Linked DNA regions of Mus musculus: region 2 is linked to region 1. The links are chromatin loops, found by intact Hi-C in ENCODE. Cell type or tissue: gastrocnemius. All regions are shown on one strand. Links, peaks and the distances in the headings refer to the core of each region. The heading gives the core; the rest is flanking DNA.

What was found. Hi-C counts contacts between places; a loop is a spot of excess contacts. Peaks named below come from ENCODE experiments on the same cell type or tissue, not always from the same donor. Only the 100,000 strongest peaks of a DNase experiment are listed, where the experiment ranks them.
Region 2: a loop joins it to region 1, with 3 times the contacts of the local background. A loop is called at or near these places in 1 of 42 quality-filtered maps.

Annotation. Positions count from the first base shown.
Region 1 is chr12:110,728,343-110,743,215 of GRCm38, forward strand. Wdr20 (WD repeat domain 20) reads left to right here and starts at 9,658. Exons shown (of 3, transcript NM_027149.4): 1 at 9,658-9,935. The coding sequence starts at 9,687. In gastrocnemius, for the core only: no CTCF peak of the experiment used is centred there; DNase peaks (open chromatin) are centred at 8,620 and 9,587; H3K4me3 peaks cover 2,733 bases; H3K27ac peaks cover 1,756 bases.
Region 2 is chr12:110,591,954-110,605,852 of GRCm38, forward strand. It overlaps Dync1h1 (dynein cytoplasmic 1 heavy chain 1), which reads left to right and starts at 9,442. Exons shown (of 77, transcript NM_030238.2): 1 at 9,442-9,901. The coding sequence starts at 9,652. Gm35558 (a long non-coding RNA gene) reads right to left here. Exons shown (of 2, transcript XR_381950.4): 1 at 8,800-13,899; 2 at 4,655-8,411. It overlaps B930059L03Rik (RIKEN cDNA B930059L03 gene), which reads left to right. Exons shown (of 1, transcript NR_033340.1): 1 at 1-726. In gastrocnemius, for the core only: a CTCF peak has its summit at 6,776 (motif pointing right); DNase peaks (open chromatin) are centred at 6,780, 9,415 and 9,990; H3K4me3 peaks cover 3,391 bases; H3K27ac peaks cover 3,105 bases.

The DNA of each region.
Region 1 (14,873 bases), core at 4,341-12,340:
CTGCCAGAGGCACACAAAGAAACCCTGTCTCAGAAAACCTAAAGAGAAAAGGAGGAGAGGGAAGGGGAGGGGAGGGGGAGGAGAAGGAGGGGAGGAAGAAGAATAGGAGGAGGGCAGAGGGGAAGGAGGAGGGCAGAAGAGGAGGAGGGGGAGAAGAAGAAGAAGAAGAAGAAGAAGAAGAAGAAGAAGAAGAAGAAGAAGAAGAAGAAGAAGAAGAAGAAGAAGAAGAAGACAGGCACTATAAATTTTGGGTCTCTCCCCCGACTGGCCACAAGAGGTGGCCACCTCAGTTGCCATATCCCCAGCTGGTTAGAGTCTCAGTCAGGGTCACCCCAGAGACTCCCAGGAGCCTCTCCCATCTCAGATCAGTCTCCAGCTTGTCTCAGAGATTCTCCCACCGATTTCCAATTTCTGTTCTCTCCCAGCCCTCTTCCCCCACCCCACATTTGATCCCCATCCCTGCTCTCCTCCCCACTTCCCCTTACCCAGTTCCCCACTTCCATCCTCCTCTGATGTCCATTCCACCTCCACTTCTGAGCGAGAGTCATGCCTCCTTCCTTGGGCCCTCCTGATTACCCAGTTTCTTTTGGTCTGTGGAGTGTAGCATGGTTATCCTGAACTTTAAGGCTAATGTCCTTTTATAAGTGAGTCCATATTTTGCATGTCTTTCTGGGTCTGAGTTACCCTCACTCAGGATGATATTCTCTAGATGCATCCATTTGCCTGCAAATTTCATGAAGTCTTTTGTTTTTAATAGCTGAATAGTATTCCATTGTGTAAGTGAACCATATTTTCTTTATCCATTCTTCAGTTGAAGGACATCTAGGTTGTTTCCAGTTTCTGCCCATTATGAATAAAGCTGCTATGAACATCGTTAGGCAAGTGTCCTTGTGGTATTGTGGGGTATCTTTTGGGTATATGCCCAGGAGTATTATAGCTGGGAATTGGGGTAGAACTATTCCTAATTTCGAGAGAAGCTGCCAAATTGATTTCCAAAGTGGTTGTACAAGTTTGCACTCTCACCCGCAATGGAGGAGTGTTCCCTTTGCTCCACATCCTCATCAGCATGAGACCCCCATCATCGCATGGGGAGAGCCAACCCCTGACACTGTTAATGATACTCTGTTATGCTTGCAGACAAGAGGCTAGCATAATTGTCTCCTGAAAGGCTTCATTTAGCAGCTGATGGAGGCAGATGCAAAGAGCAGAGACCCACAGCCAAATATCAGGTTGAGCTCAGGGAGTTTTGTACAAGAGTGGGGGATAGGATTGAGGGAGCTGGAGGGGTCAAGGACCCCACAAGAACACCTACAGAGTCAACTAACTTGGACCCATGGGGGCTCACAGAGACTGAATCACCAACCAAGGAGCATGCAGGGGCTGGACCTAGGACCCTTACCCATTTGTAGCTGATGTGCTGCTTGGTTTTCATGTGGGTCCCTGACAATTGGGGCAGGGGCTGTATCTGACTGTTGCCTGCCATTGGATCCCCTTCTCTTAGTTGAACTGCTTGGTTGGACCTCAGCAGAAGAGCAGTCACTTGGTCCTGCTGGGACTTGGTGTCCTGGGGCAGGGTGATACCCAGAGGGGGCTTCCCCACCTCTGAGGAGAGGGTAATGGGAGGGATTTGCAGTGGGGTGGGACTTGGAGGAGAGGAGGGAGGGATATAAAGTGAACAAAGGAATTAATGGGAAAATGAACATGTATACCCTTGACCACATGTACACAGGGACACACACATATATATCCATCCATAAGTTAACGGAAGCTTGGGTCTTTAGTGGGTCTCGTAAGTAGCTTCCTCTATTCCATCTCTCCTTTCCTTAATCTATTCTCAAGTCATCAAATGGATCCTTTTACATGTTTTGCATGTGTGATGCATGTATTGCATGTGTGTATGTGGTATATGTATGAAGTAAATTTGTGTCACTGTGCATCTGTAGTTGGAGGACAACCTTGGGTGTCAGTCATAATTTCCACCTTGTTTTTGAGGTAGGGTCTTTCACATTTTGTCCCTGTGTTGCATAATCCAGATTAGCTGGCCTGGAAGCTTCCAGAGGATCATCCCATCTCGGCCTCGGCCTCCCACCTCATCACAGGCATGCTGGTGTTACAGAGTTACATGCTCAGCTTTCCCCATGGCTTCTGGGGAGTCTAGACTCACGTAAACCATAAAACGTGTGTGCTGCTTTTATGGGCTGAGCATATACCCCTAGCCACTAAATGGATCCTTAAACCCTGTAATGTCTTCTCTGTTCACTCTGACCGCACCATCTCTCTCTACTGCTCCCTGACTATCTTAGGCACTGCTTTAGGGACCTCTGCAGTCCGGTTTGTTTTTTGTAAGTATTATCAATGATCTTTTTTTTTTTTTTTTTATCGCTGAACATGTTAAGAAGAAATATTATGTATTTAGTGCAATCTAGTTACATGATAGACTGAAAACTAGTAAGCATGCAGACCATAGTTGTTCATTCTAAATATTAACTAAGGACTCCTAATATATAGTTTTAGAACCTGCTCTTAATAGGACCATTATAAATAAAGGAACATCAGAGAACTTTATTAAAGATGGATTGGACGTATTTCATTTATTTATTTATTTATTTTTAGGTTTTTCGAGACAGGGTTTCTCTGTATAGTCCTGGCTGTCCTGGAACTCACTCTGTAGACCAGGCTGGCCTCGAACTCAGACATCTGCCTGCCTCTGCCTCCCAAGTGCTGGGAATTAAAGGCATGCACCACCACTGCTTGGCTATAGATAGATATTTTTTTTTTAGATTTATTTATTGTTATATGTAAGTACACTGTAGCTGTCTCAGACACACCAGAAGGTGGCATCAGATCCCATTACAAATGGTTGTGAGCCACCACGTGGTTGCTGGGATTTGAACTTAGGACCTTCAGAAGAGCAGTCGGTGCTTTAACCGCTGAGCCATCTCGCCAGCCCCTAGGCATAAATCTTTAACACATATTTTTACCCTTTGGTGTTTTTTTTTTTTTTTGTTTTTTCGAGACAGGGTTTCCTCTGTATAGCCCTGGCTGTCCTGGAGCTCACTTTGTAGACCAGGCTGGCCTCAAACTCAGAAATCCGCCTGCCTCTGCCTCCCAAGTGCTGGGATTAAAGGCGTGTGCCACCACGCCCGGCCTTTTGGTGGTTTTTTTTTTTTTTAACTGTTTATATATTTCATTTACCCAACACCCTCTCCTGGTCCCTGTGGGCATCTGCACACAAGTCATATACACTCTCACACACAGGCACACAAATATATACATAAAAAATAAAAATTAATCTTAAAAAGTAACTTTATGTCAGGAGTGGTGGCACAAGTCTGTAATCCTAGCTTTTTCCATGTTGAGGCAGGAAGGCTGCTGGGAGTTTGAGGCTGGAGAGGTCTACATAGTGAGGCCTAAATAGTAGACTCTCAAGATCTTACATAGATTACATAGATTTCTAAAACATAAACCAAAAAGTTATAGTCCTAGCTGGGCTTGGAGAGATGGCTCAGTACTTAAGAGAACTGGCTGCTCTTCCTAAAGGTCCTAGGTTCAATTCCCAGCCCCCACATGGTGGCTCACAACCATCTTTAACAGTGGTTTTCAGCCTGTGGGTCATGACCCTTTCACAGGGATTGGCTTAAACCAACTGCATATTAGATAATTACATTAATTCATAACTAGCAAAATTGCAGTTATATAGTAGCAATAAAAATACCTTTATGGTTGGGGTCACCACAACATAAGGAAGTGTATTAAAGGGTCACAGCATTAGGAAGGTTGAAACTAGTGATGTGTAACTGCAATTCCAGAGGATCTGGGTCCATATATGCAGATGACAACACCACACACACAGACACAGACACAGACCACAGATGCAGCAAAAATAAATCTTTAAAAAGTAGTTCTAGTTCTTGCTGGGTGTGATGGCACATACTTGTAATCCTAGCAGGTATGGTAGCAGAAACAGGAGGATTGCCAGACACTCAGGGCTGGCTATAGTTCTCAGAGCTAGTAATACTATGTGAGACTCTATCTCAAAAAATACTGAATATATGGAAAAGCTTAAATATTAGTACATTTTCAAAATATTTTATTTATCATTTTTATGTGTAATGGTGTTTTGACTGAATTTATGGCTGTGAACACACCAGTGCAATGCCCACAGAGGCCAGAGAGGGCATTAGATATCATGGAACTCGAGTTGTGAGCTGGCTGTGAGTTACTGCATGTGTTGGGAACTGAACCTAGGTCCTCTGGAAGAGGAGCCAAGTACTCATAACTACTGATGCCTCTCTCCAGCTGCTCATTGCCATTTTTAATTGATATATGCAAATTATCTATATTTCTCGTGGTCAGACATTGTTTACTGTACACATACTGTGGAACTGTCTTAATCAACACCCGTTTTCTCAAATATCACTTTTTCTTTTTGAAAAGTTTTAACTTTTATTCTTTCTGTACAAAGATTAGCATGAGCAGTCTCACTAGGTTGACAGCTTTGAGTAATCTATTCAGGGCCACTTAGTCCAACTCAGTGAAACCTACATCCTTCACTGAAGGTACACATTCAATTCATACTTAGGGATCAGGCCATGGGTATGAGGGAGGACCATGCTGAACTTCAGTGGGTGACCCCAGTAAGAGCTCCTGTGCCTCATCTTGCCTTTGGATGGCCAAGGAGAAAAAAGGCAGGCATTTCTTTTTTACCCTTGAACTGTTCCTCCTACCTTCACCTCCATTGTTGAGGTTACAGATGTGGGCAATCATGCAAGATTAAATATTGACTTTCTGTGGTGGACCACTTACAATCTTTCTTACCAACTTCCAGAATGTGCTGTCTTGTTATAGCTATGGATTACAAAACTAGGCTGCTCAAAAGAGTTCTGGGGCCGGGCGTGGTGGCGCACGCCTTTAATCCCGGCACTCGGGAGGCAGAGGCAGGCGGATTTCTGAGTTTGAGGCCAGCCTGGTCTACAAAGTGAGTTCCAGGACAGCCAGAGCTCTAAAGAGAAACCCTGTCTTGAAAAACCAAAAAAAAAAAAAAAAAAAAAAAGAGTTCTGGGACTTATTCACACTCACTGGACTTTGGATCTTTTGATTGGCATCTGTCAGTTTCTGCCCTCTTACCCTCTGGTAACCACACCACAGTTCTATTGGACTAAAGGCAATTTTTTTTTTGTTTTTTTTCTTTTTCTTTTTTTCTTCTTTTTTTGTTTTTTAAAAATTAGAAGGTAATTTCTAAATTTCTTTTTATTTATTTATTTATTTATTAATATTTATTTATTTATTATAAGTACACTATAGCTGTCTTCAGACACTCCAGAAGAGGGCGTCAGATGTTGTTACAGATGGTTGTGAGCCACCATGTGGTTGCTGGGATTTGAACTCAAGACCTTTGGAAGAGCAGTCGGTGCTCTTAACCACTGAGCCATCTCACCAGCCCCTAAAGGCAATTTTTAATTTTTTCTACAAAATCTTATTATTTTTCTGAAAATGAATCACTCTTTGGGGGGAGCCCTGGCTGTCCTAGTTCTACTGATCAGGCTGCTCTTGAACTCAGAGATCCATGCACCTCTGCCTCCTGAGTGCTGGGATTAAAGGTGTGTGCCACCATGCCCAGGTGATTTTCATTTTTTATGGGTATTTTGCCAGCATGTGTTTGTGTGTATTTTATGCGTGCAGTGCCTGTGGAGGCCAGAAGAGGACATAACATTCCCTGGAACTAGAGTTAGATAAGGTTGCTGGATGCCATGTGGCCATTTTCCCACTGAGCCATCTTCCCAGCCCTGCTTGTTATTTTATAAGATAGTGTCTTGCTATGTAGCACAGGTTGGCATTGCATTCTTTATTACTTTAAGAGGGTCTAAAGTAGCCCAGTGCCCTTAGTCAGGGTTTCTATTCCTGCACAAAACATCACAACCAAAAAACAAGTTGGAGAGGAAAGGGTTTATTTAGCTTACACTTCTATACTGCTGTTCATCACCAAAGGAAGTCAGGACTGGAACTCAAGCAGGTCAGGAAGCAGGAGCTGATGCAGAGGCCATGGAGGGATGTTTCTTACTGGCTTGCTTCCCCTGGCTTGCTCAGCTTGCTTTCTTTCTTTCTTTTTTTCTTTCTTTCTTTCTTTCTTTCTTTCTTTCTTTTTCTTCTTTCTTTCTTTTCTTCTTTCTTTTCTTCTTTCTTTCTTTCTTTCTTTCTTTTTCTTCTTTCTTTCTTTTCTTCTTTCTTTTCTTCTTTCTTTCTTTCTTCCTTCCTTTCTTTCCTTTCCTTCCTTCCTTTCTTTCCTTTCTTTCCTTCCTTCCTTTCCTTCCTTCCTTCTCTCTCTCTCTCTCTCTCTCTCTCTCTCTCCCTCTCTCTCTCTCTCTCTCTCTTTTTGAGACAGAGTTTCTCTGTGTAGCTCTGGCTGTCCTGGAACTCATTCTGCAGACCAGGCTGGCCTTGCACTCAGAAATTCACCTGCCTCTGCCTCCCAAGTGCTGGGATTAAAGGCTCAGCTTGCTTTCTTATAGAACCCAATACTATCAGCTCAGGGATGGTACCACCTACAAGGGGCCCTCCCCACTTGATCACTAATTGGGAAAATGCCCCACAGCTGGGTCTCATGGATGCATTTCCCCAACTGAAGCTCCTTTCTCTGTGATAACTCCATCCTGTGTCAAGCTGAAACACATAACCAGCCAGTACACCCAGGCTGGCCAGGCTGGTTTCTCAAGTGACTATAGGTCTTAGGGTTTTACTGCTGTGAAGAGACACCATGACCAAGGCAACTCTTATAGGGACAACATTAAATTGGGGCCGGTTTACAGGTTCAGAGGTTCAGTCCATTATCATCAAGGCAGGAGCATGGCAGCATCCAGGCAGGTATGGTGCAGGAGGAGCTGAGAGTTCTACATCTTCATCTGAAGGCTGCTAGCAGAAGACTGGCTTCCAGGCGACTAGGATGAGGGTCTTAAAGCTCACACTCACAGTGACACACCTACTCCAACAGGGCCACCCCGCCTAACAGTGCCACTCCCTGGGCCAAGTATGTGCAACCATCACACATGACTGAGGATGGTTTTGAACTCCTGACTCCATCCTTCGGCTCCCACCTCCCGAGCACTGCTATCACAGGTGTGATGCTTGGCTGGCTTTGGGTCCTCCATCCTCCTTTCTCAGTCTGTAGGAATGACAGCATCCCAGGAGGATGCTACCATGTCTGGCAAAGCAAAATGTTCAGTTTGTACAGGAACAAACAAACTCTAATATAAATATTTTTTAAGAATATTTATGTATGTAGCCGGGCATGGTGGTACACACCTTTAATCCTAGCACTCAGGAGGCAGAAGCAGGCAGATTTCTGAGTTCGAGGCTAACCTGGGCTACACAGAGAAACCCTGTCTTGAAAAACCAACCAACCAAACAAAAGAATATTTATATATGATGTATGTATGTCTGTATGTATATGAGTACACTGTCGCTGTCTTCAGACACACCAGAAGAGGGCATCAGATCCCATTACAGATGGTTGTGAGCCACCATGTGGTTGCTGGGAATTGAATTCAGGACCTCTGGTAGAGCAGCCAGTGCTCTTAACTGCTGAGCCATCTCTCCAGCTCCCAGTGTAAATCTTAAGGCATAGTGGTCTTTTACTTTTTTAAGACAAAGTTTCAGTATGTGGCCCTTTGTGGGCTGTGTAGTACTCAGGACAGCCTTAATGTCTATCTGTCTCGCCCTCCTAAATGCTGAAATTAAAGCATATGTCATCATACTCAGTAGTATATTGGTCTCATGGGAAATTTAATATTATGGTTGAAGGTCAATATACTTTTTTTTCAGTTTTTGCTGGCTGAGGTGTCCCCTCCCAAAGTATATTTTCCCCCATTAACTAGAAATTCAAACTGAATTCTTTTTAGATAATTCAGGCTGTTATTTATCCTTCAAGATGACCATTATAAACATGTTTTTGGTACAAAATAGCATAGCTATGGGAGCTTGGGATTATCCACTGAACACCCCCTAGTATTTTTAAGAGTTGTGATCCATATTTGCATTTTATGGAAAAGACAAATTTGCATTCATAGGAAAAGACAAATAACAACAAAATGAAATTTAAAGTGCATTCTAGGGATGTATTAAGAAGACTTTTAAAGTCAGGTGATGGTGGCACATGCCTTTGATCCAGAACTCAAAAAAACACCAAAAGAAAAAAAAAAAAACCACCAAAAAAAAAAAAAAAAAAGGATTTTAAAGCTGGGTGTGTGGTTCATGCCATTAAGCCCAGCACTTGGTAGTTAAAGACAGATGGATTTCTGAGTTGGAGCCTAATCTCTGGTTGAGTTCCAGGACAGCCAGGGCTATTTAGTGAAATACAGTATCAAAAACAAAAACAACAAAAAAAGGATTTACTGTAGTGCTTTTTTTTTTTTCTTTTGCCAGTTCTACAGGATGTTAGTCAAATGCCTTATTACATCACTGGCACAGTTTCTACTGTGTCTGTACTTGCTTCCCACTACATAAAATGGCTATGATTTATACTTCTTTAGAACACTCCCCCTTGTGTACAATTAATTTTTGTGAGGTTGGAGTCTCGGTCTGTGGGCTCGGGTAGCAGCCTCCCAGCTCCGGGCTCAGGCATTCCTTCTGTCTGGAAGCACAGGTGCCCACAGTGTACTGGGCTCGCTCTACAGACAGGATTTCTCAGGGATAGGTCATTCTTCGTGTAACATTTTCTCCGCTCTAGAATTCTATTTTAACGTTTATCACTTTAGAAGCCTTTGTATTCCAGTGCACACACCCAGAAATCGAAGCATCAAATGGTGACTGTTAGGTCCTACTTTAATGTGTGCGCTTGCCTTCACCTAATACTTTGTACAGGATATTCAGCACAACTCGATGGTTCTCCTGGCAAACAACTTCAGGTTCCGTTTGAGGCTTTAAGAAAATCAATTAGCTTAACCTTTATTAAGAGGCACAGGAGACAGAAGTTCCGACAGAACCTACTTTCTCAAGAACAAGCCAATGCTCACCAGGAAGGTTTCAGGTGAGACTTGAAAACACAAGTCCTGTACATTCATGCGGTTCTTCCCACCCCGCCTACAAAACCCAACCCAACCCAACCAAACCAAACCAAACCAAACCCTGAGCTGTAATAAAGCCCAATCCATCGATATCTTCTGTGAGACGTAGAGGGGCTTGTCACCAGGCATCGGTACCCCGCACCCAAGCGGACCGTCGGAGTCCTCCCTAGCTTCCCAGGGAGGATCGCGGACAGCTGGGACATACACGTCCAAACACCGGACTTCACTGCTCGCCTCAGGCTCTGCCGGGACCACCAGCTGGCCAAGGCCAACGCGGTGGCGTCTCTTAGGGATCGGGTCCCTCAGCGAAGCTGCAGAGCGAGACAGGAGCCCCGCACCAACGCTCAGCGCGCTCGCTTCGACCCGCACCAGGAGGGCGGCACCCAGGGGAGGAGCTTGCGCACGCCCCTCCGGGTGGAGCGCGCCAGGTGAGCGCGCGTGCGCAGTTGGACCATTAAAAACTAGCCCGCCCCCTTCGCTTCGGCCCGCCTTCGTGGGGGCTGGCTCGCCAGTGGGCGGGGCCGCGGAGAAGGGGGTGGGGAGTGGAGAAAGCGAGCGGCCGAGGACGGCGCCTGCGCGGTGGGCGTGATCCGGGCACTTAGGGCAGGATGAACGCTGCTTTCCAAGATGGCGACGGAGGGAGGAGGGAAGGAGATGAACGAGATTAAGACCCAATTCACCACCCGGGAAGGTCTGTACAAGCTGCTGCAGCACTCGGAGTACAGCCGGCCCAACCGGGTGCCCTTCAACTCGCAGGGATCCAACCCTGTCCGCGTCTCCTTCGTAAACCTCAACGACCAGTCTGGCAACGGCGACCGCCTCTGCTTCAATGTGGGCCGGGAGCTCTACTTCTATATCTACAAGGGGGTCCGCAAGGTACCGACCCGGGCGTCACCGGGGGCGCGCCGGCGGCGCGGGCCGAGGCCGGGAGCTGGGCGGTGACAGCGAGGCCGGGGTGACCGGTGGGGGCGGCCGGCACTTGTACTTTTGAGTGGGCCGGTAACTCCGCTGAGGTGCTCCGGAGGAGAGGGGGCTTCGGGAGTGAGGCGCCGGCGGCAGCGCTGCCTCCTAGGGGAGGAGGGGGCTCTGGAGCCGGGTCGCGGAGATGCCCCGGGAGTAGCCGGTCGCCTCCTCCCCCGGCGGGGTCTGTCAGGTTCCGATCCCGCCCGGGAGCGGGCCTGCGAGTCCCCGGAAGAGGTGCGGCGGCCGTTTTAGGTGGCCTCGCTTCCCGGGAGGCTCGAGAGTCCTGCCCTGGGTGAGAGAACCGGGACGCGAGGCGGCTTGGAAAGGTCCGTAAGGCGGAACCGGGACAGGGAGGCGGAGGACTTGGAGACTAGGTCAGAAAGGACCTGCTCGGCACGCAGGGCTACTCCACCTGCTGCCGCACTGACACTTCTCCTGGTGTCAGCACTGTTTCCAAAAACCTTTCCGGGAGGTCGCCTGTCATTGTCTCCGCGGAGGGAACCGTCTCCCGAAAGGTTTTTGAAGAGGGTCATTCTGTCCCTTGCAGTGTAAGAGGGCTGAGTACTCAAGACTAGGGAGGTTGGAATTATGTTTTCAAATAGGCTAAGTTGCTTCAGAGGTGTTGTGTGTGAGCGTGCCTAGATTTATCTTGTCTAACGAGTCAGGCTATGTCCCAAACAGGGAGGGATAGGCCTTAAATGCTACTTTAAAGTAACCAGCCAAGAACTTAACAGTAATTCTGTGACGCATGCAATCGAGTTTTAAAATGTCTCGTTAAAAGCAGCAATTTATTGGCGCTTTTATTTTATTTTATTTTTTTATTTTTTGGTCACTGGCAAGAATTGCTTATTTTAACTTTTGACCATTGAGAGAGTAAGGAAATGTATGCACTCCATAGCACCTCCAACGGAATGTGACAAGGTGATGGAAGATTCACTTATAAATGTTCAGTTAGTGGGAAAGTACGTTGTCCATATTGAAGAGGACGTGTTCCCAGGGATGGCTATATCCAAAGTCAGCTGCTGTTTATGTTGCACTGTACGGTTAGGAGGACAAGGGAAGGAATGATGGTGTGCAAACGTAAGCTTGTTTCTTTGGTCCAAGGTGAATCTTCTGACTTGTCTTTATTCTTGTCAGTGAACTCCCGAAGCGTTTGGAAATAGCTGGTTGACTCTCCTCTCTCGGGGTTGGGAAAGTATCCAGTGGTTTGAAGAGTAGGAACTGAAGTTTTAGTGCAGTTCCCAACCCTGTTACTGACTCACTGCTGGCTGACCTTGGATACCTGGGAAACTTTCCTTTGCACTTCTTTAAAAAGGGAGGCTGCAGTGCACATGTTATAATTCGTAATAGCTGTGATGGCCATTAGAGTCCTGACACACTCAGGAGATGTAAATTAGAGTTAAAGCAAGCATTGAGAGGAACTGCCGTCTCAACATTCCTGCTCTGACTGAAATACCAGATTTTTCTCTGGAAATAAATGTAAGCTTATATTATCAACACCTACATTTGGGGGCTGGAGCAAAGGCTCAGCGGTGAAGAACCTGTACTGTTCTTGCAGAGGACTCCAGTTCAGTTCCTAAAACCCATGTTAGGCTGCTCACAGCTACCTGTAACCCCAGCTCCAGGGAATTGGATGTCCTTTTCTGGGTTCTGGAGACCCACTTACAGCTTACACAAATAAGTTTAAAAAATAAAAGAAATCTTAGAAAAATTGTAATTAGACCCTACCATGGTTGTGCATACTTGCAATCCTAGCACTCAAATTGTGATTTTTGTGGCCAGCCAGGACTATAGTTGGTAAGTTCAGGGCCAACCTGTGCTACAATTATCACTTTTGAGGCAAGCATGGGCTATATGGTGGGGTCCTCTCATAAGGAAAAAAAAAAAATCAAACCAGGTGTGTATGATAGCATGTACCTTGACAGGTGGATCTCTGTGAGTTCAAGACCAGCCTGCCCTCTATAGAGTTTCAGGCCAGCTAGGACAAAAAACACTCGCAATTCGAAAAACCAAACAGAAATAATGATGATGTAAAAATACAGTATGCTTAAAAGTTAAATTCGGGGGCTGGTGAGATGGCTCAGCGTGTAAGAGCACCCAATCTTCTGAAGGTCCTTACTTAGTTCAAATCCCAGCAACCACATGGTGGCTCACAACCATCCTTAAGGAGATCTGACTCCCTCTTCTGGTGTGTTTGAAGACAGCTACAGTGTACTTACATATAATAAATAAATAAATAAATCTTAAAAAGAAAAAGTTAAATTCATAGGGCATACAGTATGCTTAAAAGTTAAATTCGTGGGGCCTGGAAGACGGCTCAGTAGTTAAAGAGTGCCTGGTGTTCTTCTGAGCCTAGACCCCAGCTCTCACTTCGGCAGCTCACAAACACCTGTGCTTGTAGCACCAGCACCTTCAAAGCCCTCTTCAAACTTCTTCGGGTACCTGCACATATGTGGCATTCACACATATGTGTATAAATAAATAATAAAAAAAACTTTAAAAAGTTAAATTTACTTCGAGAGATTACTAGTTCAGGCTTCGCCTCCCCCCACTTCTTTACCACTCCGACCCCCACACCCTTGGGTGTGGACAGAACATCAGGGCCTTCGGCATGCCAGGCAAGTGTTCCCTCCCTGTGCTGCACATCCAGCTATTGGATCATTCCCATGACACACTTCACCTGGATCTAGTACCTCTGGTTTGTATAGGAAAAAAAAAGACCATTTGCTTAGAAGTATCTTTATAATGGTGTTCTAAGAGCTTTAAAAAAACTACACCAAACATTCTCTGAAACAAGTATGAAATACTGCCAGGTGGTGACAGCACACTTAATTCCCACGTGTGGACTCAGGTGGTTCTCTGACCTTGAGGCCAGCCTGGTCTACAGAGTGAGTTCCAGGATAGCCAGGACCACACAAAGAAAGCCAATCTCCAAAACATAACACACAAAAAACAAACCAAAACCAAGTCAGAAATGCATGAACATTGGCTTTCTTTCTTTCCCTGGTGAATTGAGTGCTTTGAACTCTGGGAGGGGTGTGTGTGTGTAAGTAAAATTTTATGTATCTTGTAGGATACATTTGTATTGTGGCAGATATTTAAACTCTTCTAGCTGGTGAATTAAAGTTTTTCTTTCTAGCCGGGCAGTGGTGGCGCACGCCTTTAATCCCAGCACTCGGGAAGCAGAGGCAGGCAGATTTCTGAGTTCGAGGCCAGCCTGGTCTACAAAGTTCCAGGACAGCCAGGGCTACACAGAGAAACCCTGTCTCGAAAAACCAAAAAAAAAAAAAAAAAAAAAAGTTTTTCTTTCTATAAGTGAGTTTGTTATAATTCTGAATATGTGACCTTTTGTTGTTGTTGTTGTTTATTTGATAAGGTCTCATATAGACTAGGCTGGCCTTAAACTTGCCAAAGCAGAGGATGATTGTAAACTCCTGATTCTCCTGGCCTGACCCTTTCAATTTCTAGGATTATCGGTGTGTATTACCAGGATGGCCTAATAATAGTAAGGTTTTGTAGTTCTGGTTTCTGATTTTAAAGTAGAGCTAATAACTTGCCCTGAGTGCTGGCTTGGGAGAGTTGAGAATTGGACCATATAACCATAGAGTGAGAGCTGTCTCAACAAAGCAAGCAGACAAAATGGTATCCTTAGTCATTGTTCCAGGAAAGCAGGAGTTACTATTGGGGTAAGTAGTGAGCAGGTCTTTTACATTTTTCACAGTTGGCTATTTTGATATATTTTTGTGTTCTACTTTTTTCTTCAAGGAATATGGTATGCATGTGTGCGTGCATGCATGTGCAGGGGATAAAACCCAAGGGCCTCCTAATAGATGTTAAACAAGCACTCTTCCACTGAGACATCTCCTCAGCCCAAGGCATACGAAGTTTTACAATTATTGGGACCACCTAGAAGCCCTAATGTGGAAGACATTCAAATCCAGATTAGACACTTGAGTAAAGTGAGTAGTATTGTTTGTTTGTTTTTGTTCGACACTGCTAAGAATTGAACCTAGGGCCTTAGAGCATATTGAGGAGACACTACCACAGCCAGCTAGCTGTTCCCTCCCACCCCCAATTAATATTTGAGACAAAGTTTTTCCATACAGCCCAGGCTGACCTTGAGTTTGTATTTTGCCTCTATGAAGTCTGGGATTGCAGGCGTTTGTGGACTGTGTGGATGTGTACTCTTTCCTCAGAGGAAGCACCATGGGTCCTGAGGGATGGAGTGCTGGGGAGGGAGTCTAATATTGAGGAGTATAATATTGACTTTTCAGATGCATAGTGGTCAGGGTCTAGCATTTGATGGGCCTGAGAGGATATGTAATTTCATCTCCCTCAGGAAACCAAGGCTAGAGAAAAGAGGCAAACATTTATTAGTATTCTTCATTATAAGGAAAATGAAGCACATCTGAGCATAAAAAATTTATTTTAGACTAATCAGGCTTTTCAATCTAAGGACACCAGTGTACTCACGCTAGGCCCTTCAGAACTTACCCCAGGGTTGGATTTCACATTATCTCATTGATTTTTTTTCTTTCTTTCTTTCTTTTTTTTCTTTTCTTTTTTCTTTTTGACATAGGGTCTCAATATATAGCTCTGGCTGGCCTGGAACACAGAGAGATCCTCTTGCCTCTGCCTCCTCACCTGCAAGTGTTGGGTTTAAAGTGTGAATCACCATGCCTAGCCTTCATTGAATCTATGTCAGCCATATGAGGGAGATTTCTTATGTAGTTTGTGAATCTGTTTTGCTTAACCAAAGGCAGTATGAAAATCAGTACTGCATTAATCATTTCAACAAAGATTTGAGTGACTACCATACGAATACTAGTAATATAGAGCAGGATGCTATGA
Region 2 (13,899 bases), core at 5,900-13,899, 130 kb before region 1:
CAACCTGTCCCCTGTAGCAGCTCTGAGAACTGAAGTAGGTGGGAGGCTGGGGATGCCGAGAGATTAACGAAAGAAACCAGTAAGCAGGGTCAGGAAACTCGTCCCACCTAAGTGGCGTGTACCGGACACGTGGTAACGTAAAGAGGTAGAGGTGCTTGCTATGTAAATAACTATGGAGGACCAGAACTCACATAGATGAGGACTTTGAGCACCCCGTCTTTCCCACTACCACTCACTGGGTGCCTCTTTCTTTCCTTCTTTCTCTAATTTACTCATAAGACAGGGTCTCGCCTTGGCTAGCCTTATTGTCTGTCTGTCTGTCTGTCTATAAAACAGAGTCTCTTCTTGGCTGACCTGGAACTCACTGTGTAGACCCTAAACTCAAGAGATGTCCCTGCCTCTGCCCTAAGAATAAAGGCGTGCACTTCCTGGCTTGACTTCTGTCTCCCTCTCTCCTTTCTTTGTAGTAAACTGCCTGTCTCCGACTCTGTCCCTGAGTCTTACTGTTCTAGGGCTCAAAAATCTGGAAATTTGTGCTGATTCCCTCCAGGGTCATAGCCATGCCTGTTCCAAGGAAGCCCTAGCGATGTCTGTTTCCCACTGCTTCCTGCCCAAGATACTGGTAACCCTGGAAGGTAGCCCTGGTGTGGGGGTGCTGTCAGAAGCATGGACACAATTCTCTCTCTCCATGATGTTAGAATTTCCTGAATAATAAATTGGCAGTCTGCATCCCTTGTATTGATGTAATTTGTTGAGTAGTTTTGTTCTCACTCTCTTAATAAATAATAACTCTTGGGTCACACATTACACCTCACAATGCAATGTAAATTACAGAATGGCTATTCAAGGTTAGAGTTCACAGAGGCCTTCCTGGAGGCAGAGGCAGATAGCTGCTACAACATTTGCTGGTTTGGTTTGCTTGGTTTTGTTCATTTGATTTTCCAAGATAGGGTTTCTGTGTAGCTTTGGCTGTCCTGGAATTCATTCTAGACCAGGCTAGCCTCAAATCCACAGAGACCTACCTGCCTCTGCCTCCCAAGTGTTGGGGTTAAGGGACTATACCACCACCATCTGGCACAAATACAGTATTTAGGGATTAAGGAGTCCAAGTGGATAGCTGTTGGGGGCATGGAGCTCAGAACCTGAGAGATCAGGGATCTAGGCCGCAGGTGTAGTGTTCAGGTGTAAGACAGGTATAGCTTCAAGTAGATAGGTGGATTGTCAGCCGTTCACGCACGTAGGAGGTGACGGGCCGGGCTGAAGCCCTAGGTAAAGTTCAGAGGTCTCTGCTTCAGCGGGTGGTCATCACGATGTCAGGCACCCTCCTTACAGGGTCCATGTTCGGGTGTTGTGCCTCGTGGCGGCCCTCCATTGGTCAGTGCATTTGACCAGTTTGAAACCCGGTTTTTCTGCTGTTTTTATTCAGCCCATATGCTCATGTTTTCGTGTGCTTTGATAAGCCTGGAGAATGCTGGCATTTTACCTTTAGGAATAAAGTTGGTATTAGTGTGTGTCTATGGTGATGTAGGTGGAGGTTTATGGTATTATTAGGTAGTACTGGGCAGGAAGTGGTCTCTGGGTGCATGACAAGGTCAGGGTCACCCCGTCTCTGCATTTGCACTCCTCATGGAGTTAAGTCATGCTTGTGACTTGGAGTCACATTGTGAGTACTCTGGGAAGCAGCTTGTGGGTCCTGGGGAGCAACCTCAAGTTGTCTGGTTCACTTTAAGATTACGTAAATTGCATCACACACACATACACCCAAAACATCCCATGAGCCCCTCTTTGTTCTCTTTCAAATTCATGGCCTCTTATTTCATTAGTTGTTATTACATGCATATAGGTATAAATACACACAGTCCTGAATATAACCTGCTTATGTTAGCCATATGTACGTTTTCAGGGCTTTGGATAAACAGTTTGTTATTTGATAGAAAACAAACGCTTGTCTAGGGAAGACTGTCTCCCACTCCCAGCATTCCCTAGTTGCCTGTAGTTCTTTGTGTAGGATTAAGGCCACTCACCTGAGCACAGACTTTCTACCCTCTCTTCTACAATGTCCCCTGAGCCGTGGATACAGGGTGTTGTGTACCATTGGGTTCCACAATTCTGCATTTGGATTAGATGTGACTCTTTTGTAATGATCCCCATCTCTTGTAAAAAGAAGTTCCTGAGGACGGGTGAGGGCCACAGTTACGTGTGGATATGAGGACAAATGCTTAGATTGGTATGAACTATGTTGTTTTAGTAAAGTAGTGGTTGTAGGTTCTCCACAATCCAAGATCAATAGCATTTAATAGGTAGGTTTCCAGCACATAGCATATTCTCCATCTCGTTGAGTGGATCTTAGATCCATTTAGAGAGTTATGAGTAACTGCCAAGTTATGTGTGCCACTGCTGCACCCTGAGGGTTATCACGCCATGCTGGTCATTGCTGTGGTCCATAGGCATCAGAGCTAAGTAGATCTGTTGCTCGCCTCCCTCCTTTGGAAGTGTATGTGGTGCCTTTGGGTACCGTGGAAACAAGTACTCTGGGAGGAGGCTGTCAGGTCTGTTCCAGCTCAGGAGCTTCTGGACCCTGGTTTTGGAGTGTGTGGCATGTCTAGCAATAGGGTAAGCTTGTTGGTTTTGTTTTATAGATTTTTTATGTGTTCTTTTTGGGGGAGGCAGGGGTGATCTCACGTAGGCAAGACCAGGTGATGTAGCTAGGAATGACCTTGAACTTGTCATCCTCTGCAAGAACCATCCTAGTGCTGGCTTCAGAAACACGCAGGAAAAAAAAAAAAGAAAGAAAAAAACACGCAGGATCATGTGGTGCTGGGCTGAAGCTGAAAATCTCATGCACTTACGGGAAGCTGAGTTGCACTGCATGATTCTATTGAAGTAGATTAAGATTTTAAAAGAGACCAATTATTAGATAGTGATTTATTGGCTTACTCGATGATTTGCTGTTTGTACAACCTGTTAGCCAAGAGTGACTTCATGTGCTACCTGAAGCAGAAAAGCCCTGGAGAGATACCTGAAATGATGGGTTGTTGCCCTTAGCAACCTGCTGACTGCCACATAACCTTCTGCAAAATCTTACTTGCCTGCCCACCCCACCTTGTGGTTTTTGGTTTTTTTTTTTTGGTTTTTTGAGACAGGGTTTCTCTGTATAGTCTTGGCTGTCCTGGAACTCACTTTGTAGACCAGGCTGGCCTCGAACTCAGAAATCCGCCTGCCTCTGCCTCCCAAGTGCTGGGATTAAAGGCGTGCGCCACCATGCCCGGCTCCACCTTGTGGTTTTACAGTATGAAATGAGAATATAAACTAGACCCAGAAGGAGGCTTTTCACGGTCAGAAACCATCCTGGTTTCAGTCCACTAGTGACATCTTTCACTGTCACTGGTCTTGGAGTGCTTATTTTAGGAAAAATTCCTGCAACATTTTTGGAGGCCCAGTGAGATCTCACTCCAACCCCAGTTGGCCCACAGAGGCTTCTGTCCCTGGGCCTCTTAGCCCACTGAAAGTCTCTGGAAATGGAAAGAACACAGTCTGGACTGGATCCCAAGGACCTCTCAGTGACTAAAGGGACTGTGAAATGCAGGACCAGAGCCTCTGACTGGAAAAGGATGAGACTAGGTTGGATGTCCAGACCAGGTAAGGACCCTGGGGATAGGCAAGAAGCACCAGTTGTGGGCTTGACCACTCTGCAGGAGATTGCAGCCCATCCAAAGCCGCGATGGGACACTGAGGACGTGACACTAGGCTCCACATAAAAGCCTCAAAAGGATACTGATGCATTCGTACTGGCCTCCAGAGAAATAGACAGACTAGAAATGTTTTAGAATAATCTATTTTACGTGCATTAGTGTTTTGCTTACATATATATGAAGGTGTCAGATCTCTAGAACTAGAGCCACAGACAGCAGTGAGCTGCCGTGTAGGTGCTGAGAACCGAGCCTGGGTCTTCTGGAAAGGCAGCTAGCATCACCAGTCGCCTAACCATCTCTCCTGCCCCACATACTAGCACTTTAAGCTTGGAATGTATAACTTGGAAATGCACGATGAATGTGTAGGTGCTTGTAATGGCCCCCTAGCCCTGTGGCGGTGGGATCTGACTGGGCTTCAACCTGCGGTTCCTCTGAGGTCTTTCATCTGAACGGACAGGCAAGTCTCATGAGAAAAAATTAGTAAGCACAGAGTTATATCTTCAGCCCTAAAGTAAGACGTCTTAAGTCACAGTGAGGTGGAGGGAAGGCAGGTGAAGCAGGCACCTGTCTGAGGAAAAAGCTGGTCTTTGCCGCACCACCCTATGTACCTACCACACAGGTGAGGTACACCCGAAACTCCTGTTTATGAAACGCTCTGGTCTTGGGGTCTGCATGGCCCTTATGTGAGACCTGTTCAGTCCTGTGAAGACACCAAGGAAGCACCCCTGTTAACACAGAGAACGAAAGCTTGCACTACATGGTGCCAAGGCAGGCAGTTATAAGACCACCTCATCCTGACCAAGGGAAATGCCGGGTCACCCCTTCATCCAAGACCATGGCAACTGTATCATCCAGCCACATAACGTACCTGAAGAGGAGGGAGTGCCCTCCATGACTGGAGAGATTTTATTATAAAGGACTTTCTCCTCACCGTCAGCCTTGAAGAATGAGCCACTTCCCAATTCAGATATGGGACTTTTTACTGATGGGAGCCAAAGTTTACAACGGGGAATATCCTTCTCAGCAGCAGCCTCAAAGGTGAAAGATTTGGAGAAAGGAGGCTCCTTACCTCAGTGGGAAAAGAAATTAAAAACAGACCAAACTCTCTAGGGGGAGGGACTGTAGCAATGGTGCTCTTCTCTCAACAATCAACAGAGCTAGAACCTTATTATACCAGCATACATTTCCTTTCTACCTTGGGTTTGTGTAAGCAAGAGTTCTTCCTGCAGGTGGTTCTCGTAAGTGGGATCCTTGCAGGCTTCTGAGGACAGTATTTGCATTGATGATTATTGATGGATGACTAGTAAACAGCAGCATTGCACTACATCAATCAGTCATCTAAAGAGAATTTGAGGTTTCCACAGTAAACCTTAGCTGCTCATGTATCTTACATTTGGGGTCACTGGGAAGTTTTGGAAAGCAGAGTTTTCATATTCATCTTTTATTTAATTTTCCTTTTCTGTGAAATGGAGAGCATCAGCCATTCCCATATTATATTTGAAAGAAAGCATTTAACAAAACCTTCGGGATATTTATTTGCCTTTAACACTAACTATGTAAAATTGATGTGTTCTCTGAGGTGTAGGAGGTAATTGTGTTAAGTGCCTCAGAGAGCATGCAGCTTGACAATACAAATGAAAATGGTTGCTGGGATAGTAGACTAACACTTTCAATAAAAACATGACATACTTAAGAAAATAACCAACAGAGCAAGTGAACAGACAATCAATGAGGGTCGGGGATAAGTCCAGGGTTACAGTCCTGAGCACTTGCTAAGAATGCACAATACGCTGAGTTCACTTTGAAACACAATAAGCAGAGGAGGAGGAGGAGGAGGAGGAGGAGGAGGAGGGTGAACAAGGAGGAGAAGAAAGATATAGAAGAATTAAAAAAAAAAAACTCCCAATCAACCTGGAATTTTCTAGAACACTTACTCAACCTCTGTAGCACACCCCAATACCCCTCTGATGTTGGGAGCCAGCAGGTACCGCTGCACTGTACATCAGGCTGCAGAGTCACTGGTTCAAGACCAAAGAGAGCTGAACACCAAGCCTTGGGCCACAGCCTCTTTAAGAGGAGGGAAGGAAAGGGTCCGCAGAGCCTGGCTGAGGACGACTGTGCCAAGTATCTCAGCGTGTCAAGCAAGAGAAGGCCAAAACCCAGCCACTGGCTTTGTCCAGGCGCAGAGGGTTGGTGATATTGACCACTCTTGCTGGGAACATAAGGGCTGGGTAGGTGTCTTGGGGTTTCCATTGCTGTGAAGAGACACCATGACCATGCCTCCTCCTGGAGGCAACCAGGAGGAGACTGGCTACTGCAAGCAGCCAATAGGTTCTCTTCCACATGGAGCTTGGGCATAGGACCTCAAAGCCCATCCCCATAGGGACACACTTCCTCCAATATGACCACACCTATTCCAACATTGCCACACCCCCTAATATTGTCCCTCCCTGGGCCAAGTATATCCAGACCACTACAGGAGAGCTGGAAGTGTTCAGGACAGGGCTAATTGTGTTTATTCCCAAGGAGTTTGCTGGAAAGAGCAGCAGAAATGTGGTGCTTGCAGAGATGTGACATAGTCTGTCTGTCTGTCTGTCTGTCTCTCTCTCTCTCTCGCCTTGCTTTGTTTTGACTTGATTGTTTCTCAGACAGTCTTACTATGTAGCCCAGGCTGTCCTAGGATTTGCCATGTTCCTGCCTCTGCCTGTCTAGTGCTGCAACTGTATAGATTCCCACCCCCAACCCTTTTAAAGAAGTAGGCTGGATGAAAGAGACAGAATCAGAAAAGCAGAAGATGAGAGGGGGCTGGGCACCCAGGAAGCAGGAAACTTAGCTGGGGGCACAGTTTTGGTAAGAGACGTGGTTGGTTCTACTAGAGGGAAAAGGGAAGGAGCTAGGCAGTACCAGGCGCATCTAGGGCTTAGGTAAATTTTCTGCCCAGAAAGTCTTCATAAATCTTCCCTGTGGGTGGTGGAATATGGGCCGAACCACAGGCTGGCATTTGCTAGCTGACCGGGTGGCACCACACAGATGGATGGGGAGGTGGGGAGTAGAAAGAAGGCCCCCTGAAAGTGAGGAAATTCGTGACCACCAGAGGGCGCAAATGGACTTTTCCTGTTCTGATGGTGCAAGGCTTCCCTGGTCTTCAACTCCAAAACCCGGATCCAGTTCAGTCCTTATGAGGCCCATTTAATGCCGAAGCAAGACAGAAAGGGGATAAGAGTCTGGAACAAGCTTCATCAAAAGTGCCCTGCAGTGAGGTGAAATGCCAGCTAGATCCTCCAGCTGTGCCTAGTAGCGCAAATGATGTCGTCTGTCTGAAAGTATGGCAAAGAAATTCCAAATCTTTACCTGTATGTGCCCTGCCGCTCGCCTTCCTCCCATTCCTGGACTGGAAGCATACATTAAGTATACATTAAGAAAGTGTTGGGTGTTCTCCAGGCCTAAGAGCAATGTCAGATGTGGGGTTGATTATGAGTGAATGCCCCAACATGAACCAGGTATGGTAGGACACGCCACAATTCTAGGGCTGGAATTACAGGCCAAGATAGGATGATTGCTCAAGTTTGAAGTCAGCATGTACTACATACATGCTGAGTACCAGGCCAATCAGGGCTACATGACAAGACCTTGAAAAACAAAAGTCCAATATGGAATTCAGAGAAGGGGTATTTGGAAACACAGCCTGGAGGTGCTGGTTTGACAGTGGTCCCACTGAGAGATTGTGTGCTCTCTAGGGCTTGAGAGAGGGGGCAGAATACAGAGAATGAGCCTGACACGGTATCTCAACAGCACGTCATATGGTATTTTAAAGAGATGTTGGGAATGCGCAAGACCTCTACACAGTGTATCACAAATTTATGACAAAGTTGTATGTACTCTAGCCGCCACCAGCATCCCTCATCAGGAAAGAAATGCTCTTCCCAGCTCCTCTCAACACTTGAAAGCAGATGCTTTCACAGACAGGAGACTAGAAAGGCCGGGTCCCCACCCAAGATTGGCTGCGTCCTATGCCACGAAGCAGAAGGGCATCTTCAGCCAAGCTCAGCTTCCTCGTTAGCCCTGTCTCAGCCTGGCCAGCCTCTAGGATGGTGCCCTTAGAAATCTCAGCAGCCTGTGTGCAGCAGGTCTGTTCTTACTATATTAAAAAACAAAAACAGAATGTTTATTGAAAAAGCACACAGGTTTGATCCACTTGTAAATCCTTGTAAACAAATCATTTCTGTCTTCTTTGGAATGATAATAATCCAAAGTCTGAGCCTGCTATCTGTCCCCTGGCGTGGAGCCAGGTTGCAGATGAGTGAGTCCTCGGATAACTGAATGACTGCATTTCCCAGGTGCTGACTCACAGTGCAGCCAGTGTGCAATCAGCCCCACACCCACTAAGTCCCTGCAGGTTTCAGAATCTCCGGTCTTTTGTCCTTGTTCCTATCTCTGCAGGATAGGCAGAGGGAAACACTAACACAGCACCTAGTGTCAGGTGGACATTCAGTATTGATCACTGCCAGTACGCCAGCAATTCCACAGTAGCAATTCACCACAGTAGCTTTGGGTCTGTCCTCTCACCTCTGCAAGATTATTTATGACACATTACACCAGGGTGGGCTGATGGAGGGAGAATGGGGATATTTATCTGTTTTCTCTCTCTCTGTCTCTCTGTCTCTCTCTCTGTCTGGCTTCTAGAAGAATCTTCGGGCCTCCATCAGCAGCCTCTGGGACCTGGCACAGGACAATTGTGCAAGGAATAAGCATATTGTAGGGCTTCCCGTATTCCAAAGATGATTTGGGAGAATCAAGTCATACCACCATCATCCCACCAATCAGGACTCAGCTTTCTAACTCGGCATTATTATATTTTTAAAGATCATTTTGGCTTAGTTCCCTCTACCCAATTGAACAGGCAAGTTATGACCTGAACTTTCAAAGGCCAGTTACTAACCCTAAGAAAGTAAGCAAAGAGATTCTGCCCTTCTTGTCCTCCGTGTATGGGAGGAGGGGTGATGGGTCAGATGCAGGGAAACTTAGGAGCAATCTGAGCCCCTGCCTCCTGCCGATCCAGATTCCCGAACCCACAGAGCGGTGGGTGCTGCAGGTATGGGGAGCTTACCGTTGTCAGTGGATTCACTCATGCGTCCTTCTCTTACATCACCCTCGCTTGGTAAATGACACTGTGTTCAGAAGCCAGGTCCCATCGTAGCTTGATGTTCCTACTATCCAGGTTTCTTTTAGCCTACCGTTAGACTGCACTGCAGTTGCTGCTCCACCCATACCTAACCTTCCCTTCCTCAGACGCCAGTTCCTCAGCTAAAATCATCTCCCTTCCACTCTCTCCCTATCCAGTTTAGCGAAGTCATTGTGGGCATGCCCCTCATCTCCTCTGAAAAAACGTCCTCATCTTCCCAATGTGTATCTAATAACGACTGGGCAGTTGGGACTCCAGACTCCATTCATTCAACGGGAGAACTCAGGTTATTAATAGCAATGTCGGGCAGAGGATGAACTCTCACTAAATGTCAATTCTCGTCAATGCATCCTTAAAACACTATTTATGAAGCCTGAGGGGCTGGCTCTGTGATATTCTCTGCCACCTGGCAATGAAGACAGACGCGGTTCCTGGACCACTTTTGCGCAGAGTAATGGGTCCCGCCCTGCCCTCCGACTACAAGTCCCAAAAGGCCACGCGGCGCCGCACATAGCCCCGCCTCCAGTCGCATGCGTAACGTCGCGACGCCGACCGCGAGCGGGCGCCGGTGGCTGCAGCCAGCGGGCGGGGCGGGGCCGGCGGGAGCGGCGGCCTTTAGGGCGGAGCCGGCTCCGCTGTCCGCAGTCGGCCGCGGGTTAGCGGGCAGAGCGTCTCCTGTCGCCGGTTCCCCTCGCTCACTGCTCTCTCGTGCCGGAGGCCGCTCCTCTCGGCTCTCGCTCTCTCTCTTTCTATCTCTCTCCCTTCCGTGGATCCGCCATGTCGGAGCCGGGCGGCGGCGAGGACGGCTCGGCCGGCCTGGAGGTGTCGGCGGTGCAGAATGTGGCGGACGTGGCGGTGCTGCAGAAGCACCTGCGTAAGCTGGTGCCGCTGCTGCTGGAGGACGGCGGCGACGCGCCGGCTGCGCTGGAGGCGGCGCTGGAGGAGAAGAGCGCCCTGGAGCAGATGCGCAAGTTCCTGTCAGACCCGCAGGTCCACACGGTCCTGGTGGAGCGCTCCACCCTCAAAGGTGCGCGGCGCCCCCTCCCCGGTCGCGTGGAGCAGCTAGGGTGCCCGGACCGCCAGCGCCCGCACAGTGGGGTCGCTTTGTCTCCGCGGCTTCTCAAGATGGCCGAGTTGGGTGGAGACAGCGTCTCCCGGTCCCGGCTGGGCACAGGGCCGCATCCCTGCCTCCAGAGTCACATGAGCTTTTTTGGTTTCGATTCGTATCCAAGCTTAGCTCGCTTTGGGAAGAGTGTGTCTAGGACAGCCTAGGTGCTGGCCCTTGGGTGGGCTCGGGGACCGGTGGGTTGGCGGGAGCCGGAGTGGGCAGGCCCTGGTCACCCAGCATCTCTGCTGTCTGCGGCTGCCTACGCGTAGGCCTCCATTGGCCTCGCAGCATCATTGTTGAGTGGGTGTATCTCCCAGTTTTACAAACCAGGAAACTGAGTCCCGTGGCTGGTCCAAGGTCACCAGCTAAAATACAGGACCTTGAGATTAGACTCAGCATATCAGTTTCCAGTCCAAATTGCTTGTTTTGCTGATCATGGCTTGAAATTGTTGCTTAGATGACCCTAATGACAGCTCTGTGACATTTAAGTCTGATTTCAAAGACTTAAGAACTGTTGCTTACCTAGTTGGGGAAGGAGGCAAAGAAGCTGACATGTTCCCGTTGTGTCCTCCAGCAGAGACTCTCACAACATCCCTAGATTGATCTGGAATAGGGGGCTTGCTTGCAGGACTCCTTCCTTCTTGAGGCTTTAAAACCACTTTGTAGCATCTGGGGAACTTGTATGACATGCTGGCGAATGGGTGTGGCATTTCCCTAGGAACCCAGATGTGCTGTTTAAAAGTAAAATAGCCCTTAGGGATTGAAGATGGACTGAGAATATTTGCTAGCAAGTTCCCTAGAGTTCCAAAGGCTGTGTGGTTCCGTTAGAAAACCAGAGTGGCTGTCCTTTCGATAGTTTGTATCGCTTTAAGGCTATTCTTAATTACAAAATGTTCACACAGCCTTGGTTTGGGCCTGCAGTTAGAAGATAGCAGAATATTTTTCTTCAATCTACACACAATGTCTAAAGCATTAGGATGCTATTAGTGCCTGGCTAGTGTTAGTGTGACTGAAGATGGTTTCCTTTACATTGGAGTTTGTATTTATTCCTGCGTGGAAATCTATTTTTGTCCAAAAGACCATGTAACTGTAGAAAATTTGAAACATATCTGAAATGAAAGTCATCTGGAACCCTGCCCCAGCAGGGCCCTGTGAGCCCTTTGATCCCTACTTGCTCTTTTGCGGGGTATGTGAAAATACATTTTATTAAAATACATTTTTAACCTATGTTTTTAACGATTTTGAGTAGTTTGGCCCTAGCTAATTCTTTTATATTCTTTGTTGCACAGTTTGTGTATTGAAATTAGTGATTTCAATATAAAAACACAAAAACCATGAGTCATGATTTCTCTTTACGAAAAAAAATCCCCAAGTTTTTCTCTTTGCTCTGTCATTAGTAATTTGTTCTCCTCATATCTGTCCGTCTTGTATCAAGGGTGGAATGGAACAAGTGTCTATTCAGCAAGGGATGATCCAGCATCCCAGCAAGGTTCCATAATGACTTGCACTTTTGAAAGTTGACTAAGGAATTTGACTGTCTGAGACTGAAATAACTCTTCTGTGTTTATAAAAATCCTGTTTGCATTCCTAGTGATTTAGCATATCATTAATTTCTTGTTCACTTACAGAAGCAAAGGGAAAGATTTTTTTTTATTGATTATTTTATTTATTTACATTTCTTCCCAGTCTCCCCACAGCAACCCCCCCCCCCATCTCATCCTTTTAAATCCAAGTTGATGCCTTAAGGTCTCCTCTGAGTTAGCTTGTGTGTCTTCTGTGCTGGAGATTGAGTCCCGGATGTTGCACATGCACGCCCTTTTGTTGTTGTTGGTTGTTTGCTTGTTTGAGAAGTCTCTCAGTGTAGCTAATGATGGCCTGAAGTGTTGTAGACCAGGCTGACCTCAACTCACAGTTTATCTAATAATCTCTTTCTCCTGGGGGTTTCTAAGCACACAGTCTAACGCTGAACTTTGCACTAGGCCCATACAGTCTCTGGGTCCTTGGCAGGAGGGCTTTGTTTAGGTAGTTCTTAGGAGTTCGAATTGGCTTCTGACAATATACAGGCAATAGTAGATTGCAGTGAGAGGGGAATAAACACCACCAACTGTGATTAGTATATACCGATTTCCTGAACTGAGAAATTCGTTGTTAATCTTAGCCATCCCTCCCTTTTCTCTCTTTTTGTTAAAAAACAAATTCTAGGGTAGCCTAAGGTGAACTCAAACTTGTATGTAGCCAGGGATGGCCTTGAACTTCTGATCTTCCTGCCTCTGCCTCCCAAGTGCTAAGGGCATTCACTGCCACGGTCAGTGTTTTACTGTGGTGCTGGGAAAGTCATGAAGGATTCCACAGGTCAGGCAAGCACCTCACCAGCCAAGCTGTGTCTCCAGCCTCTCTTCACTGCTCTACTTTAAAGACATTTCTAAACACTTGTACCAAATATATAGAAGCATTTAAAAAAAAAAAAAGATTTATTTATTTATTATATGTAAGTACACTGTAGCTGTCTTCAGACACTCCAGAAGAAGGAGTCAGATCTCGTTACAGATGGTTGTGAGCCACCATGTGGTTGCTGGGATTTGAACTCTGGACCTTCGGAAGAGCAGTTGGGTGCTCTTACCCACTGAGCCATCTCACCAGCCCCTAGAAGCATTTTTTAAAAAATAAGTTCTTTTTTTAAAGCTACCCCAGCTACTTAGAAACTTTGCGTTAAAGTACAGAACTCCTCATAGTATAAAATGAAGCGGTGACTTAGCAGCTTCTTTTGATAGTGCAGCATCGTCAGCAAGTGAGTGACAGCTTTCCACCTATCTCCTTTCTGAAATTCCCAGTCTGAGGGAGATTGATCGTTTTCTTCCAAATGAAAAGCTGTTTGATCCTGATCTGGATGGTTTACCCAGTAAAGGTGTTTTTGTAGCACTTCTTCCTACTGTGCGGGTTTTCTTGTGCTTTGTCCCTGGTGGGTCGGTGGTGTCTGTGGGAACGGAACCCTCATGCCTCTGTGACTGCTGTCCTCCAGATTTGTGAGTGCAGAGCAGGGATGATGTGGGGTGTGTGTGTGTGTGTGTGTGTGTGTGTGTGTGTGATGTGCACTCTCCCTTCCAAAACTGCAGCCTTAGACTTGGGAGTTGTTGCTCACTGCTGGGATGTGGCTGTTCTTAGTGTGCCTGCCTTAACCTGGCAGTGCAGCGTTTCTAGGGCAGGTCATGTAGGGGAGTCAGCTCTTAGTGCAGAGTTGGCTGGGAACCGGAGTGTAAAAGAATGGTTCACATTTTCATATTTCACAGAGCCTTTTAGGTTCCCAGCTTCATAGAGACAGTTGTGGGGAGACTTAGGAAAATGGTTTCTGTGGGCTTTCAAAAGTTGTTCTTCTAAGGTCTTAATATTCAAGAGGAATTATGAAATTTAGTGATCGATGGCTTTAAAAACTTAGGACAGCTGAGGATCCCTGAGGTGCTGCAGAGTGCTGGGGCTAGAGGGCCTTCAAGTACGACTTCTGCCTCTCTAACCTAAAATCAGTTTTCACAGTATGGATGCTCAGCCTCATTCATTTCTGTACTAATCATCTCAAGTGGTTAATAAAATAATGAGTAAATCAACAAGAAAAGCTTTCTGTAATATTCCCATAATGCCTCACTGCTAGCAGGAATCTGCCAGCCTGGGTTCACTGGCAAGCTGTGCGTGTGCAGGTAGGCCTACATTTCTATAGGACAAGGTAGTCTACAGCAAGGCACATGAGAGTGCGGTGCAGTGGGTTCGAGGGAGGGATGAATCCACCCCTGCTTAAAGAATGGGCTGAGACCCCTAGGAGAAAACCAATTCACCCTGAAGAGGGAGGCTGGGATGTGGACATTCAAACCTGCTTAGAAAGAGGACTCAGGGGCCGGGCTGTGGTGGCCACGCCTTTAATCCCAGCA